Linked DNA regions of Homo sapiens: regions 1 and 3 are each linked to region 2. The links are chromatin contacts, found by Hi-C or POLR2A ChIA-PET in ENCODE. All regions are on one chromosome and are shown on one strand. The core of a region is the stretch at or near the end of the contact, and the rest is flanking DNA. Distances in the headings are between cores, read along the strand shown.

Evidence for each region. A loop is a pair of places that touch in the nucleus more often than their neighbours do. ChIA-PET counts read pairs that join two places held with the same protein, here RNA polymerase II (POLR2A). Pooled maps may share reads with other maps.
Region 1: a pooled map shows a loop between it and region 2 (8-fold over the local background). The contact joins the promoter of PIGBOS1 here to the promoter of ZNF280D in region 2. A Hi-C loop is called at or near these places in 6 of 50 pooled maps. POLR2A ChIA-PET finds 5 or more read pairs at or near these places in 2 of 52 experiments (AG04450 and MCF 10A).
Region 3: a map of CD8-positive, alpha-beta T cell shows a loop between it and region 2 (16-fold over the local background). The contact joins the promoter of PIERCE2 here to the promoter of ZNF280D in region 2. A Hi-C loop is called at or near these places in 2 of 168 maps with a recorded cell type or tissue (CD4-positive, alpha-beta memory T cell and CD8-positive, alpha-beta T cell) and 9 of 50 pooled maps.

The regions. Positions count from the first base shown.
Region 1 is chr15:55,317,205-55,320,619 of GRCh38, forward strand. PIGBOS1 (PIGB opposite strand 1) reads right to left here and starts at 1,919. Exons shown (of 2, transcript NM_001308421.2): 1 at 1,660-1,919; 2 at 1-663. The coding sequence starts at 588. The coding sequence ends at 424. PIGB (phosphatidylinositol glycan anchor biosynthesis class B) reads left to right here and starts at 2,018. Exons shown (of 12, transcript NM_004855.5): 1 at 2,018-2,209; 2 at 3,071-3,206. The coding sequence starts at 2,047. It also overlaps a transcript of RAB27A not described here. RefSeq lists enhancers at 1,778-1,847, 1,898-1,987, 2,048-2,127, 2,198-2,277.
Region 2 is chr15:56,731,753-56,735,232 of GRCh38, forward strand. It overlaps ZNF280D (zinc finger protein 280D), which reads right to left and starts at 1,757. Exons shown (of 22, transcript NM_017661.4): 1 at 1,706-1,757. RefSeq lists a silencer at 1,507-1,776.
Region 3 is chr15:55,407,245-55,410,582 of GRCh38, forward strand. It overlaps PIERCE2 (piercer of microtubule wall 2), which reads left to right and starts at 1,251. Exons shown (of 2, transcript NM_001198784.2): 1 at 1,251-1,542. The coding sequence starts at 1,525. CCPG1 (cell cycle progression 1) reads right to left here and starts at 1,115. Exons shown (of 9, transcript NM_001204450.2): 1 at 977-1,115. The region is part of intron 8 of DNAAF4-CCPG1 (DNAAF4-CCPG1 readthrough (NMD candidate)); the gene reads right to left. RefSeq lists enhancers at 335-614, 975-1,244, 1,295-1,494.

The DNA of each region.
Region 1 (3,415 bases), core at 669-3,168, 1.4 Mb before region 2:
CATGATTTATTTTTAAGTACATCTATGTTTTTGCTAGATTAGAGTTAACATAATTAAATGGAACTTTAAGCAATTATTACAGTTCATCTCCATGAGGTATTTGTGGGTTTTTTTGCTTTTTGTTTTTTTAGATGGAGTCTCGCTCTGTCACCCAGGCTGGAGTGCAGCAGCGTGATCTTGACTCACTGCCACCTCTGCCTCCCAGGTTCAAGTGATGCTCCTGCCTCAGCCTCCCAAGTAGCTGGGATTACAGGCGCATGCCACCAAGCCTGGCTGATTTTTGTATTTTCAGTAGAGACAGGGTTTCACCATGTTGGTCAGGCTGGTCTTGAACTCCTGACCACCTGATCCACCCGCCTCGGCCTCCCAAAGTGCTGGGATTACAGGCGTGAGCCACTGCGCCAGGCCTAACTCCATGTAGTATTAACTTTTCTTCTCTTCTGATTCTTGTACCAACTGCATCTTTTCTTTTAATTCCTTCTGATCTTTGGCATACTGTTCAAATACTGGTTGAAAAATATATACTCCTCCAGCAATTCCAAGGACAGTGGCAAAAAGCAGTTGTGCAAAAGTCAATCTCCTAAACATTGCTGCAACAAATACAGCTCAAGGAAAAGCTGGTTTTGGAAAGTCACACTCCACACCCAGGAAATCTCTTCAAATCTGCATACAAAAATGGAAAGCAAAGCCATCACTTAGTACAATGTCCTTTTAAAAGATGTTATGTCACTACTTTGCACTGGAGTGAACAATATTTTTATAATATGTTACTAATTAAAACAAGAATATAAATACATAAGGAGTACAGGAAGTGAATTAGGGAAGGGTATAAGACAAAACTAAAACCTTTTCTATTACAGAATGTTCTCAATGGTTTTAAATGCATACTTTTTCTTTTTTTTTTTTTTTTTGAGACGGAGTCTCGCTCTGTCGCCCAGGCTGGAGTGCAATGGCGCAATCTCGGCTCACTGCAAGCTCCGCCTCCTCGGTTAACGCCATTCTCCTACCTCAGCCTCCCGAGAAGCTGGGACTACAGGCGCGTGTCACCACACCCGGCTAATTTTTTGTATTTTTTGTAGAGACGGGGTTTCACCGTGTTAGCCAGGATGGTCTCGATCCTCTGACCTCCTGATCCGCCCGTCTTGGCCTCCCAAAGTACTGGGAATACAGGCGTGAGCCACCGCGCCCGGCCTGGTTTTACTTTTAACAAGAGGAGTGGGCCGCACGCGGTGGCTCACGCCTGTAATCCCAACACTTTGGGAGGCCGAGGCGGGCGGATCACGAGGTCAGGAGTTCCAGACCAGCCAGGCCAATATGGTGAAACCCCGTCTCTACAAAAAAACACAAAAATTGGCCAGGCGTGGTGGCGCGCCTGTAGTCCCAGCTACTTGGGAGCTGAGGCAGGAAAATCACTGGAACCCGGGAGGCAGAAGTTGCAGTGAGCCCAGATTGCGCCACTGCACTCCAGCCTGGACTACAAGAGCGAAACTCCGTCTCAAAAAAAAAAACAAAAACAAAAACAAAAAAAAAACCTAACAACAGCAACAACAACAAAAAAAATAGGAACCATTCGGCCTGTTTCCACATCTGTACAACAAGCTAAATCATCCCTACCCTGCCTACCTCGTTGAACAGGCATTTTTTGTGAGAGCAACGAACCTGAAATGTTAACACCAACACTGACGTCTACAATTACCGTTACCGTTTTTAATAACCACTCAGGTACCTCCGACTGTTCTGCGCCTGCTCCACGTCACTAAACTCGCTACCGCCTGCTCCCCTCCAGAGACCGGGGGCCTTCCAGCAGTTTTCGGACCCCCGAGCACAGAGACCGCCAAGCCAAAGGCGAGTAGCAATCCCTCGGTTCGGAAACGGCGAAAGGAAACCGCAAGGAGGCCACCACGTCGGGTGGGAGCTACGAAGTTGCCCGTTCCCGGTTACTTCCGGGCTTGCGAGCGACGACTGCTCTCAAAGGCCAAACTTAATGGATGGACGAGCAGCGCGCTACTGCAGCTTTCTTCCGCCTTAGGAAGGTGGCGGCCAGGGATGAGGAGGCCCCTAAGCAAGTGCGGAATGGAGCCGGGGGGCGGAGATGCCAGCCTCACTTTGCATGGTCTCCAGAACCGCTCCCACGGCAAGATAAAGCTGCGAAAGAGAAAGTCTACCTTGTACTTCAACACCCAGGAGAAGAGCGCCAGGCGCCGCGGGGGTGAGTGAGGGGACACTGTCTGGAGAGCTCCTACCCCCATCTAAAAGGAACCCCCTCCATTTCATTACCAGCCAGTTGCCCGTTGAGCTCTGTGTTGCCAGATCTTGAGTTTTGAAATGCTGGGAAATGCTGGAAACACAGATTTTAATATAAATTCTGATTTTTAAATGTTGGCAACTAAATTCAATTTTTTAAAAAATACTCTGTATTTGGCCGACAGGCTGTCCATTTGTGGTCAAGAGCAGGACTTTGGAGACATCACACAGACCCGGGTTTGAATCCTGATAAGTAATTTACAACTTTATTTGGACAAGGCAGTTTAATTTCTGGGCCTCAATTTGCTCGTCTGTAAAATGGGGCTAATAATACCTATCCCATAATATTGTTTGGAGGATTAAGTGAGATGCATGTGAAGAAATTAACACAGTGCCTGGCATATATAATAGTAATCATCAATATATATGTACAGAGGACCATTTTATATTGCACATATACAAAGGGCTGCTTCCCAAATTAGTAATTTGTTAGCTGGTTTCTTTCATTAGATACACACATAGTATGACCTAATTAATTAGCCTAAGGCCTTAGTTAACCCACTCTTTTTTTTTTGTATTTATTTTAATATTATCTTTACACAATAAGTTGCAAGAAAAGTTGGTTAAACTAAAAGAGTGGCAGTCACCCAGTGATGACGCTGTGGTGCTTGTATAACCAACCAAGTTGGCTTTAAGAATGGTGTGGAGGGACCAGAGGTCACTACTGTGCCTTACAAGGAGCCAACCAGAGCAGCAGATTTTAAGTTTTGCAAGTGGAACTGCCTGACTTTTGTGCCACTATTACCTGTTTTGTTCTGTTTTTCAGATCTTCTTGGAGAAAATATTTATCTGCTCTTGTTTACCATAGCTTTACGAATATTAAACTGCTTTTTAGTGCAGACAAGTTTTGTTCCAGATGAATACTGGCAGTCTCTTGAAGTTTCACATCACATGGTTTTCAAATATCCTTTGTGGTTTCTTTTCCAGACTATGAGTGTGTATTCATCTTGGAAATTGTGCTCAGTTTCTTTTAGAGTAGTCCCCCTTGCTCCCTCGTCTTCAGTAGATAGTTTCCAAAATCCCTAGTGGATGCTTGAAACTGTAGACAGTACCAAACTCTATATATATTGTTTTTATATATGTAAAAAATACACACACGCTTATGATAAAG
Region 2 (3,480 bases), core at 507-3,006:
ATAAGTGGAAAAATGCAAATATGGCAAAAAGGTAGCGTTAAAACTAAGTGTTCAAATGGGCTATTTAACTTTCCAATATTTTCGAAAAAAATAGCAAGTTGCAAAGTTAAGAAATTAACTCGAGAATAAAAATATAAAAGCCAGGCTAGATGGTGCACACCTGTAATCCCAGCTACGGAGGCTGAGGTGAGAGGTCAGCTTGAGCCCAGGAGTCTGAGACCAGCCTGGGCAACATAACAACCGCATTTCAAAAGTAAAGTATAAAAATATCAACGAAAGGGCAACTGAGTAATGTTTCTTAAAATCTTTAAGTGAGCCTCCTTGCCTATTCTCATCTACCTCATTCCCACAAAAATGGTATATACTAGAGTTGAGCACCGGAGAAGGAGTCAGAAGACCTAAGGTTCTATTAATATAATTGGCCTTGGCTCTTCCTAGTCAGTGACCTCATTAAAGTCCTCTCCCTGAGGCTCTGTTTCCTCGCCTGCAAAATGATTCCAGCAACCCAGACCACTTCAAAAGGGGCTAAGAGATACAAATCAGGGGTTATCAATGAAAGGCACAAAAGCAAGACACAATTACAACAGTATTTGTAGTGATGTTAAAACATCAGAGGCACACAGCCCTAACAATGGTATAAGCAAACCAGTGCCTTCCCTGGTTAAGTTTCTGCGTGGAGACAGCTGGAGTTGGCACAGCAGTCCCCCAAAGCAGGACACCTTACAGATGCTAAGAGGCAGCTTTTGTGCTTTAAAACTGTCCTTCTAGCGTTCCATTTTATGTTTCATGGCACTAAAAAAGACAAATTCTGTCCAAACCTGAAAATAAAGCCAAATATTTAAGATGACAGATTTTTTTTTTTTTAACAAATCTTCGCAAACAAAGGCCTTTGGCCAAAGGTCTCCCGTGCTTGCAGAAGCGGGTTCACCTTGACGTTTTTCCTCTCCAGCAGATTTCTCCTTAAAAGCGTTAAAACTTGCGATAAGTTGGGAGGAATTCCTTCCATCGCTGGAGCAGGCTAAAACCTCAGAGTGAGATCATTCTTTCCGTCTCAGTAAGTGAACCTTGCAAAGCTCAGAAAATTTTGTCTCCAACTCCACGTTTCTCCTCAGGGCCCTTCTTCTGTAGACAATAACGGGAATTCTATGGCAGAGGAGGGGAGGTCTCTTTGACAAAAATGAGGGTGCAAACGTGGAACGACCGGTCATCTGGGCAAAATGAGGGGCCCTGTGCCTGCAAATCCCGAATCCCCTTTGGTCTCCTTTCCTACGACTGAAGAGACACGGGGGTGGGCTGTGGTGTGAGGACCATGGGTCTTGGCCAAACATCGGCACAAAATGTACCAAAGGGAGTTGCCTCCAGAGAGAAAAGCCAAAACCAGGCTGGGGACAAACAGGCGCACACGCCTGGGAGAGGAGGTGGCGGAGGAGCAGAAGGCGAAGGCCTGCGCGGCCCAGGCCTGCAGCAGCCGAGGCGGCTGCCGCGTCGCGCCGGGATACCTCCTCCCCCGCCTGGGCCGACGCAAGATGGCGGTCCGGCCGCCGCCGCGCAGCCGGTCTCCTCCCCCGCGCTCTGGGCGCTCCCGACGACCCGCGCCGGCCTCAAGACCCCCAGTCCAGCGCCCCCGGAGTGAGGCGGCGCAGGCCGCGCGGGAGGGCCTCTGCCTGCTGCAGCGCAGGGCGGGCGGGGGCGGGGGGGCGCTTACCGTGAGCGGAGCGGATCGGCCTGACTGGAGCCCTGAGGAGGAGGAGAAAGAGGAGGAGGAAAAGGAGGAGCACGAAAAACTACACTGCGGCGACGGCGGCGGCTCCCATTGCGGAGCTGGCAGCCGAGCCGTGGAAAGGGGGGGGCTCTCGTGCAGCCGGCGCGCTGCCTCATGGGTAGGCTCCGGGTCAGCCTCCCCGTGTCCGAGCTCCCTGTCTTCTCGCCGACGCGGGAGGCGGGCACCGGCATGTGCGCCGCGTCGCGGGCCCTCGAAGACCCACGCGCCCCGCCACGCGCCGGTCCGGGGCGAGGGCCAGGGCCCTGCCTCCATGTGGGTGCGAGCTGCTGGCTGGTGTGGCCGGGAGGCAGCCCCAAAATCCGGACTGCTCGGAATTTGCAGGCGAGGAGCCGTGCGTTCCGGGCCCTCCGCGTGTGTAACGACCCCCAGTCCGTTGGCTTGGAAAGTGAAAAGGTCATGGGATACAGCCGCCGTTCGAAAGAAGCAAGGGGCCTGTGGGTCGAAGACTAAACCAGGAGAGAAAAAGGAATCGTCCGTTTCTTTAAATAACGAGCTGATTTTACCAAGTCTGTTTTAAATGTGTGGTTTTGCTTGCGTTCCCTGTCGAGGTCAAATACGAAGAGACGAATCTGTACATTTAGCGTTTTATTTGGGACACAGGAATTGCAAGTTCAGGTTATTTACACATACAGGGTGGTCTTCAGTATGTCAGAAGAACAAAGAGGAGTTAGGGGGTTTTATTTTTTAAAAAAAGTTATCTATTGTTTTTCTAGAAAGTTCGTTGACATTTAGTAAAGTTTTGGGTAGCTGGTTAGTTCTGACTGGTGAGGGAAGGGGCTTGGTAAAGCTTGCCCTACAGCTGCAGCAGGTTCTTTGAGAAGCTAAAACCTGAAGATAAAACCTGTTTCAGGTTACAGCAGGCGGTTTCAGCAGCCAGGCTTGCTGAGAATTCCATTCTTAGAGCAATGTTATGTGCCCTGAGGGCTTCCCCCAGCACTGGCTTCTCCATTCTTTTAGTTGGCTATGACAAGAGTGACCCAATTAGAATGATTAACTTGCACACTCTAATTCCTAACTCTGCCATCTGCATATTAACCTGTAATAGCATTTTTTAAAGTTTGACAACGAGAAGTATAAGAAATTTACAAGAAGAACACTTGCCAAGATACTGCTTGCGTAAATACTTGCTAAAGGTTGTATTCTGATCTGTAAGGAAAGTTTCCTAAACTGATTGTCTTCTCAAGAGCAATGGCATTACTGGTGCAGCTTGTGAGTGACCAAGACTTGAAATCTTGCCTGTTAGGATCCATAACAGACACCCTGTTCAATCACTGAATCTTGCTAATTCATCTTCCTATTCGAATTCAGTTTCTTCTCTCTCATCTGGCTTTCCCCAGTTTTTCTCAAGTGTTTATCATTACTGTAGTCTCCATATTGATTACTGCCCCCAAATTAATCTTCCCCAAAGACCACCTGGATCACTCCTACAGATCTGGTGTACTTGGAGGTAACCATGACCTATCCTTCTCCCACATGGGCCTGGGATCATCTACCCAGCTTTCCCTTTTCTGCTGGCCCTGAAAAATAAACCTTACAGGAAAAGACAGAAAATAGTCAAAACAGCAAACATGGAAAGTTTAAAAATTCCAAAATCTTGGAACATTCTTAAGACATCGTTTTTCAAATGTCCCTAAAGGTTAGCAAAGCATGCTACAGTGTCAGGTGAAATTACAACAAATTTAAAGATCTCGGTTGGC
Region 3 (3,338 bases), core at 1-2,500, 1.3 Mb before region 2:
TGAATTAAAATAATACCCTCACCATCTCCATCTTCTGCTATATGACCTGAACTCAGAAAATAAAAGTAAACCATTCACACTGGATGTGTGTGATAAATATCCCCTGAGACGTGTGGGACCCAATATGATTCTAATCTTAAAAGATACGATGCAGTAATAGCGATATTTCAAGCACTATCCTGTAGATTGGAGGAGACAAATCTAAAATTCATAGTACTATATAGTTAGCTATTCTAACTACAAGAATGCCCAACTGTGTTTTTCAATAAAAGTAGAGCAGAACAGTGCAAACTTCACCACTCAATAAAATACCTTACTTGGCGCTCCCAATAGTGCTAAACATAAACAACGCGTACAAGGCACTGCATGGGACAGCTGCTAATGAGGACAAATCGATTAGGGAGACCAAAGCTAAAGGAGGCCACTGGAACTGGAGAAGGATATGGAGAGGTATTTGATCATCATCAGGCTGGCGTGCTAGCGGAAGTCTCCGGGCATTATTTAATATTTAATCTTTCTATTCCTGACATCACGGGGGCTCAAATGTCATCAAAAGACAGGCTGGCATTAAACCCGGCAGGGTGACGCACATAACATCTTACCATATGGATTTTCATCAGTCCAGACCGACAAGCACCTCAAAGCCTGCCCAGTGAAGGAAGAAGGGTGGCCCAGGCCGTCAGCTCTCCCACCCTTGGCGCGCAGTTCGGTATAGCACTCGGGGTTTGGAGGCTGCAAGACCACCGGACCGGACGCCCCAGGGTCGGCTCGGGCCTCCGGAGCTGTGCACTCGCGCACGGCCCGAGGAGGTCGCCCGTGCGGCCGCTGACACCAGGCGTCAAGTCCCCGCCCGAGCAGCCCCAGCCTAGGAGGCGGACCCCGCCACTGCTCCTCTACTGAGCCGAGCGTGTCGGCCAGGGACTCAGACAGTCGGCACAAACCCCCTCCCGGGGTCTAAGCCCGCCTAGTACAGTACCTGAAGGGGCAGCGCCACCTCCGCCCGATTGTGCTGGCTGCCCCAGTGGCGGCGGTCACAGCTCGGGCGCCAATGACGCCTCTTATAAAAACAACCTGCTCGCAGGCGTCTGCAGCCGGCAGGCGGTGACCGGCTGGGCGCCGCAGTGCATGCCGTGACGCGTAGTCCCGCCTGCGCCTCCTGCCCGGCAGCGGTGAAGAGAAGAACTACCACTCCCGAAGTGGAGCGCAGGCCGCCGCCGGGCGGCTGCGGGAAGCTGGGCCAGGCGGCCGCAGATCCCCACAACATCCGGGAGCCGGCGACCACTTCCAGTTGCTATGGTTACGAGTTGCAACCTCCAGAAAGAATTCGTGGTTTCACCCGGGAAAACAGCTCCCCGGATTAAACGGATAGGTTTACACATACTGATCCACCCAGCTATTCATCTTCTGTTTGCTGCTTTAATTGGGTGCGGTTAAAAGGCCACGTCCCTAGGCGTTCACCGGCTTTCTTGCCATCTGCTGCATGAAAACTGACTTTGCCGAAAAAATTAACAAAGAAGAGCGAAAATGACAGACCGCAACCGGGTGAGTTTAGGCAGAGGGCTAGATGTTTGGGAATGTTGGTATTCGCTAGTATAATTTGAGGCACCACCTACTCCTACCACCCCCAACCCCACAACCCCGAAAAGCACTTTACAAGGCAACTACTGAGCTTTTACATTTACACTTGTAAATGCACGTTTCCTTAAGTCCGAATAGCCTCTGAAGGTGTAAAGACCATCGAGATTGTATGCATTCATACCCTACTGTTGCAAACTGTTCAGTGATGGTTTTGAACAAGAAAAACGTACTTTGTTAATTGTATACTTATTTAAATTGCACTGTGTCAAAGAAGGGAGTTGTTTTGAAAAAGGATTTGGTGGCCGGGCGCCGGGGCTCAACGCCTGTAATCCCAGCAATTTGGGAGGCCGAAGCGGGTGGATCACCTGAGGTCAGGAGTTCGAGACCAGCCTGACCTACATGGTGAAACTCCGTCTCTACTAAATACAAAAAATTAGCCAGGAGAGGTGGCGCGGGCCTGTAATCCCAGCTACTTGGGAGGCTGAGACAGCAGAATTGCTTGAACCTGGGAGGCAGAGGTTGCAGTGAGCCGAGATTGCGCCACTGAACTGCAGCCTGGGCAACAAGAGCAAAACTCCGTCTCAAAAAAAAAAAATCTTACATTTATATTCACTCTTTACAGAAGCAATAAAAAGTTTAGGTTTCATTCTCTGTCCCCTAATTGTGGTAAAAGTAAATAAATAAATGGAAAAATTAATAATAAACGTAAACATTAGCAAGGAAGACGGTGGACCTGAGCAGAGACAAAAGAGTGCCTCAAAATTAGACCTTTTTTATTTTTTATTTTTGCTTTTCTATTAACTATATTCAACATCAACAGTGACATCAAAAAATCTTAATTTTATAATTACAGCTTCTGCGATGGGCATTATTAATCAATGGCTTGTTTTCATTTATCTTTTTAAATGTATATGTATCTATACCAAAGGACTTCGAAAGGTCAAAGTGGTCTGGCTTTCTCTAACTGAAAATTAAATTACTAAGAAAGCTAATACCAGCTACTGGTAGATTTTTATACCTTTCAAGCCACTTTCACAGGCCAATTTTAAGATGTAATTTCTTCTGAAAAATCATTTACAATTTTAATTAACCTTTTTATCATTTAATAAAAGTTGATGACATGTGGCAGATAATTTGAACTCATCCTTTTATTATTCTTTGTATTGGCTATTTGTTTCGTTCTTAACTATAGTCAGTTTGAACTCCACATTTTAAGAATATCAGGTTTGAAGAAGGTGAAACCCATATTAGAAAACTGCAGTGGTTGTCTATGATGTAAAGTATAAAGCAATGGACCTTTTGTTTCTGAATCTATAAACATTTGTGAATTATCCTGGAAATCTAAAAAATTTTTAATTTAAGATTTAGCTTTTCCAGATTTTATGGTACTAATTATGCCAACAAAGTTTATCAGCTAATTTGTCTTCTGTTTTTACTAGATTTCGTTTTCTGCATTATGTTTTGAGCCAAAGCTGAACGAAATTCTAGAACCAGTAGTAAAGAGGGTCATTTGATAACAAGAAGAGTTCTCAGCTGGGCGCGGTGGCTCATGCCTATAATTCCAGCATTTAAGGCCCAGTACTCTGGGAGGCCGAGGCAGGCGAATCGCCTGAGTTCAAGAGTTCGAGACCAGCCTGACCAACATGGAGAAACACTATCTCTACTAAAAACACAAAATTAGCCGGGCGTGGTGACGCATGCCTATAATCCCAGCTACTCGGGTGGCTGAGGCAAGAGAATCGCTTGAATCCGGGAGGCGG